Linked DNA regions of Homo sapiens: region 1 is linked to region 2. The links are chromatin contacts, found by Hi-C or POLR2A ChIA-PET in ENCODE. All regions are on one chromosome and are shown on one strand. The core of a region is the stretch at or near the end of the contact, and the rest is flanking DNA. Distances in the headings are between cores, read along the strand shown. Region 1 holds the start of CDK5R2 (cyclin dependent kinase 5 regulatory subunit 2). Region 2 holds the start of TTLL4 (tubulin tyrosine ligase like 4).

Region 1 (4,631 bases), core at 1,629-4,128, 250 kb after region 2:
TTGCCTTAAAGAACCTTCAGGAATAACCAGTAATCTGAATAGGCACTGTTCTAGGTAACCTACAGAGCAATGAAGACAGACAAGGAGACTGGCCTCAGGGGCTTTCCCATCTAAGGAAGTCTGACACAACCAGCACTGCCCCAGAGGAACATAAGGGAGATGGAGAGATGAGAAGCAACACAGAGATACTATTATAATGAAGATAGATGAATCTCAGAATATGAACCCAAACATAACCTAACCAGAAGAGTACACTTGCAAATGTGGGAAAGCCACCAACCTTCTATGAAGCCCACCTCCTCCATGAAGTCTTTCTGGTTTCACTAGGCTTATTCCCCTTGGGCTCCCCCTGCAGAAACATAATAACCCTCCCTCTCAGCTCTCAATGCCACCGGCTTATATACAACAGCAATGTTGTTACTCTTTCTGGATCTCTTTGATTAGCTTGTCTGCTTGTCTTTAAAATTCCATCCATATCCATCTTGCACATCTTAGACCCAGAGCCCAGCCCTTAACCAAGTTGTTATGTAGCCACTGTTGCTGATGGGAAAAGGCTGGAAAGGCTGAAGTCAGAAAGAGTATTAGGTCCCTTCCAATCTATCAAAAAAGCTTCTTGGAGGAGGTGGGAGTTCAAGAGCTTGACATTCTGAGAGAGGGTTCTGGCCCAGTGGAAGGAGCTCAGAGATTCTGGAGAGATAACCAGAGCAGGAGGGTGGGGAGCATGTGAGCCAGAAACAGGGTTGGAGGCAGAGCAAGGTGGAAAGTGAGGAAGGGGAGTAGGACCCTCTGAGGCACCTGCTTTGGGGTCCCTGAAGCAGAGGAGGAAATTCTTGGTTCTGACCAAGAGGACAATAGGAGGTCAGAGCTGGGCCGGGAATAGGGTACCACAGTGGTGACACTCTGTGGGTGCTGCTTAGAAGACGTGGTCCTAAATGACCTTAACAATAGGCCTTATGCCAGTGAGGGACTCCTGGGAGCAGCGCTGGAAGGACTCATGTGCCATTTAGATCCACATGCCCAGTGTTTCCGCCAGTGCAACTCAGTCTCTACAGGGCTTGTCCTTAACTACCGGTGAACTGACTATTCCTTGGTTGGCAGATAAAGAGTGACTCAGAACACCTTGTAGGAGGAAGTGGGGCCAATTACAGGAGCTGAAAAGAGGGAACACTTTCAAGAACTATGAGGAGAATGAGTTTGGGAAGGTCAGCTTGGGCTGCAAGAAAATAAAGATCAGATCCTAGGGAGCAGAGATACCCTGTTGAAAAAGTGCATATTGGGTGCTGAGTTAGGGAGAAGGTACAAGGCTGCATGTGCACAGTGGTAAAGAGGAGGGGAATGGAGACAGGCAGACCACAGGCCTCCAGGAGGGTGTGAGTGACCAGGGGCTGTGGAATGGCTGGGAAATTCTGTACCTCTGGTAGCTGGAACTGCAGCCCAAGTGGATTCTAGAACAGCCTATCTGCAGTGACACACACACACACATATATGCACAAACCAACCCTGACAGCAGTGGATCCTTGGAGCTATGTTTGCGGTCTGTGAGGAGCATGGAGGTGACTCCAAGGGCAATCCTTAGAATTTACTGAAATACATAGGCAGGGGTTTGGCTCCACATGGAACCCATATGCACCTACAAGGTCCACTTACTTAAGAAGCCTGAAGGCTCTTGTGCTGGGGGAGCCACAGAGAGCAGGCTCCAAGAAGGGTGGACATGATCTAACAAGGCAGATAGAATAGGTCCAGAACTAGCTGTGCTCAAGACCTGCAGGTAAGGCCTGGGGAGTCCAAAATCCAGGGCAAAGGGCTGATGGGTACTCAGGAGGTAACAGACAGACCCAGAGAGAAGTGGACAGGACCCAGCCTAACAGCTTGCTCCTGGGAGTGGGGACAGCTGGAACCTTACCTGCAGGAAGCATTTAATGATGAAACCCACCTCAACCTGGACCCAGGGCTGGGCTGGAGGTTGGTCCAACCCTCTTGGGCTTCCGTCCACACAGGAGGCTCCGTTCACTATCCAAGACTGGGTAGACCAAGTGATCCAATTTCTAGCGTTTCCCCAGGGACCAACCTTATCCATCATCCACCCAAGTATGAGATCTGTGTGTGTTAGTGGGGACAACCAACCGAGAGGAGCTGCCCAGGGACCAGAGCCAAGGGTCTGCCCCACAGGCTCAGTTGCAGAGAATCAGGACGGCAAGCAGAAGCCTCAGGGGCATATTTGAGACCTTGCTGCTCCCCCTCTCCCCCTCAAGCTGGAACCCCCAAGAAGGCGGGTTGTGACCTGCAAGAAGGCTCTGCCAGGACTCCCAAACAGGCAGGGCAGAAATGTGCCTGCTGCAGCCCCCCTAGCGACCTGGGGGGTGGGGGGCGAGGTGGGGTCGCGAAGAGGAAACAGACCTGACAGTCACATTGGAGGAGCCAGTGCAACGCGACCCATCTGGGACCTGGGCATCCGGTGAGGGCACTCACTGCTCACACTGGCCCCCCACACAAATTCAAAGGCAGAGGGAAGGAGAGCTGTTCCCATGGTTTATCTGCTACCGCGACCCAGTGCATCAGAACAAGCTGGTCCAGGCCCTAGGATCCGGAGGAGGCAGGAGCAGCCACCACCCCTTCTCAACTCTGACCCTGAGGAGGCCACTCGAACGACGACCACCGCCTTCCCCTTCCTCCGCTCGGGGGAAGGGAAAAGACTCAGGGCGGAGGGTGGGGATTGGGGCGGGACTTGAAATTGAAGTGCGAGAGTCTATTGGTCATTGGAGCTGCCCATCAGGAGTGCAACTCGGGAGCGGATTGGCCGCGTGAGGCGGGGCACGGCGCGACGAAAAAAGGGGCCCAAGGGGTGGGGCTGACGCTGCAGCTGGCGCAGCTCAGGATTAGAGCAGCGGAGCCGCCTAGCAGCCACCTTCCCCCGCCAGTCCGCGCGCCCGGGCCGGGGCTAGGCCCCCCACCGCCGGGTCCCCCGGGGCTGCAGTAGCAGCGGCGCCGCCCGCGGCTCCCGCTGGGGCCTGGGCGCCGGCCCCGCTCTGCAGGATGGGCACAGTGCTGTCTCTTTCGCCTGCCTCCTCGGCCAAGGGCCGGAGGCCCGGCGGGCTGCCCGAGGAGAAGAAGAAGGCGCCGCCCGCGGGGGACGAGGCGCTGGGGGGCTACGGGGCGCCGCCAGTGGGCAAGGGCGGCAAAGGCGAGAGCCGACTCAAGCGGCCGTCCGTGCTCATCTCGGCGCTCACCTGGAAGCGCCTGGTGGCCGCGTCCGCCAAGAAGAAGAAAGGCAGCAAGAAGGTGACACCCAAGCCGGCATCCACGGGCCCCGACCCCCTGGTCCAGCAACGCAACCGCGAGAACCTTCTCCGCAAGGGCCGGGATCCCCCCGACGGCGGCGGCACCGCCAAGCCCCTGGCGGTGCCAGTGCCCACCGTGCCCGCGGCTGCCGCCACCTGCGAGCCACCGTCGGGGGGCAGCGCGGCCGCTCAGCCGCCGGGCTCGGGCGGGGGAAAGCCTCCGCCGCCGCCTCCCCCAGCCCCGCAGGTGGCGCCGCCGGTGCCTGGCGGCTCGCCGCGGCGGGTCATCGTGCAGGCGTCCACCGGCGAGCTGCTGCGCTGTCTGGGCGACTTCGTGTGCCGACGCTGCTATCGCCTCAAGGAGCTGAGCCCGGGCGAGCTGGTGGGCTGGTTCCGCGGTGTGGACCGCTCGCTGCTGCTGCAGGGCTGGCAAGACCAGGCCTTCATTACGCCTGCAAACCTGGTGTTCGTGTACCTGCTGTGCCGCGAGTCGCTGCGTGGGGACGAGCTGGCGTCGGCCGCCGAGCTGCAGGCCGCCTTCCTCACCTGCCTCTACCTCGCCTACTCCTACATGGGCAACGAGATCTCCTACCCACTCAAGCCCTTCCTCGTGGAGCCCGACAAGGAGCGCTTCTGGCAGCGCTGCCTGCGCCTCATCCAGCGGCTCAGCCCGCAGATGCTGCGGCTCAACGCCGACCCCCACTTCTTCACGCAGGTCTTTCAAGACCTCAAGAACGAGGGCGAGGCCGCCGCCAGCGGCGGGGGCCCACCGAGCGGGGGCGCGCCCGCCGCCTCCTCGGCCGCCAGGGACAGCTGCGCGGCCGGAACCAAGCACTGGACTATGAACCTGGACCGCTAGGGATACCCAGGGGCCGCGCCCATCCCCCGCCCCAGCCCCTGACACACACTCGGACCCCCCGGGACCACAAAGCCACCGCCGCTGTTACCGCCGCTCAGCGCCCCGGCTGGGCGGAGGAGGAGACGCCCATGCCCCTCAGGGGAAAGTGGAGACCGGGACACCAGAGGCCGCGGTGTTTGGATTTGCTGGGCGTGGAGTGGGGACGGAAGATGAGCGCGGGAAAGGCACTCCAACCTCACTCTTCCCGTCTGTCTGCGCCCCCATTTCTCCATTTCTGCCGGGGTCTCCCCCTTCCCTTCAGCCCATTCCCCCTCGGTTTTATCCATTTCCTTGCCTCCTTTTTGTGTCTTCATTTTTCCTCCTGTCTGCATTCCTCTCTCTCTCTCTCCCTCTCTCTCCTGTTCCTCTCTTTCTTCCTCCCTCTCCCTGCCTTTCCATTTTCCGTTCCTTGGGTTTGTGTGTCTGCATCTCCATCTTACCCCTTGCCTGACTGT
Region 2 (4,686 bases), core at 1,647-4,146:
TTTCTGGCAGAAGCTGAAAGCAAGTACTTTGAGGGAGGGATAAAGGGAACAGGAATTTACACAGAGTGGGGTGGCTAAATACACATATTTAATAAGCTATAGGAGGAGTCATGATAATGAAAGAAACAAGTGCATGCACAATTGAGCTTCATGCCTCTTCATGGGTTGCATATGCAAAAAACGGCTGCATTCGCATGATCCTAGGGTGGAGTTTTCAGCCCTCTGATGTCAAAAGGTAAAGCGCAGGAAATGAAAACCCTCATTGTGCATCCTCTCCAAAACCCATCTGGAGATGATGGTCAGTTTTAGGAAGAGATGCATAGTGAAACTGATGAACTGTCATTTTGAAACTGCGAAGTCAGTCTGGGCAACATAGCAAGACCTTGTCTCTACAAAAAATTTAGAAATTAGCCAGGTGTGGTGGTTTGTGCCTGTGGTCTCAGCTACTTGGGAGGCTCAAGTGGAGGACTGCTTCAGCCCAGGAGTTTGAGGCTGCAGTGAGCTGTGTTCATGCCACTGCACTCCAGCCTATGTGACATAGTGAGATCCCTTCTCAAAAAAAAAAAAAAAAAAAAAGAAAAGAAAAGAAAAGGAAAGTGCAAAGAGTAGGGAGTCTGGTTCTGGCCTCTAAAACCAATGAAGGATTAATCATCCCTTTCTTGATTTCTAGAGCTGGTTTCTGCTTACTCCTTAGGAAAGAATTCTGTTTAAAGGTTAATAAGGAAGGGGCATATTGAGGTGTGTTGGACTTCCCATCTCATCATAGCCAGGAATTCAGTTTTTTTTTTCTTTCTTTTTTTTTTTTTTCAAAGAGTCTTGCTTTGTTGCCCAGGCTGGAGTGCAGTGGTGCGATCTTGGCTCACTGCAAGCTCTGCCTCCCGGGTTCACGCCATTCTCCTGCCTCAGCCTCCCTAGTAGCTGGGACTACAGGCGCCCGTCACCACGCCTAGCTAATTTTTTGTATTTTTAGTACAGGTGGGGTTTCACCGTGTTAGCCAGGATGGTCTCGATCTCCTGACCTCGTGATCCGCCCGCCTTGGCCTCTCAAAGTGCTGGGATTACAGGCGTAAGCCACTGCGCCCGGCCGGGAACTCAGTTTTTAAGGTTGCTCTAGTGTCCCCTTAGCCACGATGGGGTCCATTAAGTTGGTTGGGGTGGTACTTAAAATTTTTATTTCTCAGTCTCAAAAATGTCATTTTACAGTTTGTTTGAATCAGGATCCAAACAAGCTGCACTCATTGCATTTGAATATATTTCTTTTTTTTTTCTCAAGAGGGAGTCTTGCTCTGTTGCCCAGGGTGGAATGCAGTGGCACAATCTTGGCTCACTGCAACTTCTGTCTCCTGGGTTCAAGCGATTCTCCTGTCTCAGCCTCCTGAGTAGCTGGGGGCTACAGGTGTGCACCACCATGCCTGGCTAATTTTTGTATTTTTTGTTGGAGACGGGGTTTCACCATGTTGCCCAGGCTGGTCTTGAACTCCTGACCTCAAGTGATCCTCAGAGTGTTGGGATTACAAGTGTGAGCCACTGTACCTGGCCAACATTTGAATATATTTCTTAAATCTCTTATAATCTAAAACATCTCTCCTCATTTTTATACCCTAAAATTGTTGAAGGAAGAAGAGGTCATTTATTCTGTACATTGGCTCACATTCTGGATTTGTTTGATTGCTTTCTTGTAGTGTTATACAGTTGTTTCTCTTTATTTCTTGTTAACTGGAAATTACAGCCAAAACTTGATTAGAGTCACTCAACTTTTTTTTTTACAAAAATACGCTATACTTCATAAATATTTCTGTTCAATTGCATCACATCAAGAAACAATGCTCAGCTGTCCCATGTTTCGTGATCTAAGATTGATTAGTACATGTAGGTTATCTTCAGTGTACATCCTTCAGTGTAAAATTCTCCCATAAATTATCTAATACTTTTAGCATCCATCAACGACTGTTGACTAAATAAGTTATTTATTGAGATCCTTCCTCTGGTCCAGACTGTTTTCATCAGATTAGTTTTATCTTTGTCCCCTTTATTTCTGTAGCCAATTGCCTAGGAAAGATCCTTTCATCTTCCAGCTTTCTTAGATCTCCAAATCTCTCAGGTCTACGGACATCTGAGGCAGGAGCGCGATCTGGCTTGCCTGGGGAGCTAACGAGATAAGGAATTGAGTCAGTATTTCCTAACGTTCACACTTGAAGCCCATAAAGCAGGCAGGTGGTTTTAATTTTGCCCCGCTGGGTGGGTTGGGGTTAGGGAAGGATGGGTTAGAGGGAGGCAGAGTGAATCGGGCAATCTCCCCTTTCCTGCGGTCAAACTCAAAGGCTTTTTCTAGAAATCCTTCAACTGAGCCTGGGCCCTTTGATTTTCAATTGAGGCAAGGCCAAAGAGTCCAGGCCAGGCGTGGGGGCTCCCGTTGTAATCCCAGCGACCAGGAGGCTGATGCAGGAGGATCACTTGAGGCCAAGAGTTTAAGACCAGTCTGGGTAACATAGTGAGACCCTGTCCTGAGAAAAAAAATTTAAAAATAGCCCAGCATGGTGGCGTGCCTGTAGTCCCAGCTACTCGGAAGGCTGGGGGCGGGCGGATCGCTTGAGCAGGAGTTCAAGTTCGCAGTGAGCTATGATCACGTCGCTGCACTCCAGCCTGGGCGACAGAGCGAGATTCTGTCTCTAAAAAAGAAAACAGTCCATAGGGAGTAGGTGGAATTAGAGTAGAAAGAGAGAGTCCTGGATGCTCCGAATGGAGCCTTTCAGAGCTTTAACCACGGGACTACATCTCCCAGAATTCCGCTCGCCGGATCCCACCGCACTGAAGGGACTGCGCGTGCGCGAGTCAGGTGACGACCCGCCCCTACAGGCCCCAGAACCCCCGAGATTCCCCGCGCTTGCCTCCCGCCCTCTTCTTCCAGACTCTCGGTCTGTCCGCTGGGGGCGCGCGCGGTGTGTGGCAGGCGGCAGCGGCGCTGGCGGCCGAGTGCGCTTGTCACGCGTGGCGGTGCGTGGTTGCTAGGGGCGCCTGAGGCTGCCGGGTAGCCCAGCAGGCCGAGGGAGGAAGTAGCGTGGAGCCGGTGCCGAGCCGGGGCGAAGCTGGATCCCCTAGGTGAGTGCGGCTGCGGAGCCAGGGGAGCCGACCCCAGACACTCCGCCGGTCCCACGCTCCCGACCTCCCTCTACCTGAGTCCTTTCGCGCGGGTCCCCAGCCCTCCGGCCACTCTCACCCTAGCCCCGCTTCCTCCCGCCACCTCTCATCCCCCGGGAGGCCAGGGAGCCGCGGCCTCCTACCCGGCCGGGACTTCGCGCCTCCTCGGAGCCCTTCTCCTCTCCGCCACGCCCCGCGAACTTAGTCGGCCTCGCCTCCGGGTGCCCGAACACTGCCTCATCCCCTAGTTATGGCCTCCGAGCTTCCTCTGTCCTGCCGCGCTGAGGTTTAAATTCCCTCTGGGTGTGAGCCCAAGCTCCTCGCAGGCTCCAGGGCCGAATTTAACATGGATATCTGCTTTTTCACTTCTCCATCCTCAGTATCTGTAGAAGAATACGTTCCTAAACTCCACAGATTCAAACAGGATCTGAGATCCTGTGGAATTTAATTCTTCATTCATCAATTCCTTTATTTAATCATTCACTAAACAATTTTTAGTAAACATTGACAAATATTTAATGAGCCTGGGTACAATGGGAGGGATTGAGGGGATAGAGTGGCTAATAGGACAAGCATGTTTTCACGGAATTTACAGTCTAGGAGATTATTAATCAAGTAAACGAGCATTTGCCATACTGTGGTGTGTGCTGTGATAGAACAGGAAATACTTAATCCGGACTTACTTAGAAAACGACATTATTGCCATTCCTCCTGGTCTTCACATTCCCATTCTGGATCTCGGAAATATTTTAATCCTTCCTTGATGAAATCTTCTTTGCTTTCTCAGATACTACAAATCACCTATTCTTTAACTGCAGCACCTGTTGATTTAGCATTTGGGGGACCCTTTGGGACAGTGTTCCATCCCATCCTTCTGTTTCTTGCACTGAATACTGAGACACTGTTTGCATTTAAACCACCCACTTTGTGCTCAGAAAGTTAGCAGCTACTTATATTGGACTGAATCAATCCTTGAAAAATTATCAAGTGTTTTCTGCGAATAGAGAGGTGGGAGGACATTCCAGATACACAGTGGCTTTAGGAAAGGGACAGCAAGTCCTGAAAAGAGAACTGGAAACAGTTTGACAGACCTGGGCTAGATTTGGAGGGAGCCATCCAGTAACAAATAGAAAGAGTGAAGTTAATAGGGGTTAGATCACAAAGGGCCTTGGATGTTTTGCTGAGTTAGAACTATATCCCTGGAGCAGTGGTTTTCAAGCTGGAGTAATCAGGGTTGTAGACTTCCAAGGGATACACTTGCACGTCTAGCTTAACATGAATACATTTCCAGATCCTCAGCTTCCCAGTGAACTTTTTTTTTTTTTTTTGAGACAGAGTCTTGCTCCGTCACCCAGGCTGGAGTGCAATGGCACGATCTTGGCTCACTGCAACTTCCACCTCCTGGGTTCAAGCGATTCTCCTACCTCATTCTCCGGAGTAGCTGGGATTAGAGGCGCATGCTGCCACGCTCGGTTAATTTTTTGTATTTTTTAGTAGAGACGGGGTTTCACCATCTTGGCCAGGCTGGTCTCAAACTCCTGACCTCGT

The links. Hi-C counts contacts between places; a loop is a spot of excess contacts on that map. ChIA-PET counts read pairs that join two places held with the same protein, here RNA polymerase II (POLR2A). Pooled maps may share reads with other maps.
Region 1: a map of Caco-2 shows a loop between it and region 2 (3-fold over the local background). The contact joins the promoter of CDK5R2 here to the promoter of TTLL4 in region 2. A Hi-C loop is called at or near these places in 1 of 168 maps with a recorded cell type or tissue (Caco-2) and 4 of 50 pooled maps. POLR2A ChIA-PET finds 5 or more read pairs at or near these places in 4 of 52 experiments (PC-3, Panc1, RWPE1 and 1 more).

Annotation. Positions count from the first base shown.
Region 1 is chr2:218,956,788-218,961,418 of GRCh38, forward strand. CDK5R2 (cyclin dependent kinase 5 regulatory subunit 2) reads left to right here and starts at 2,879. Exons shown (of 1, transcript NM_003936.5): 1 at 2,879-4,631. The coding sequence starts at 3,034. The coding sequence ends at 4,137. RefSeq lists a silencer at 2,862-3,131.
Region 2 is chr2:218,707,939-218,712,624 of GRCh38, forward strand. TTLL4 (tubulin tyrosine ligase like 4) reads left to right here and starts at 2,897. Exons shown (of 20, transcript NM_014640.5): 1 at 2,897-3,099. It overlaps LOC124907983 (a long non-coding RNA gene), which reads right to left and starts at 3,546. Exons shown (of 2, transcript XR_007088089.1): 1 at 3,282-3,546; 2 at 1,664-2,148. RefSeq lists enhancers at 424-473, 2,699-2,798 and silencers at 3,179-3,228, 3,239-3,288.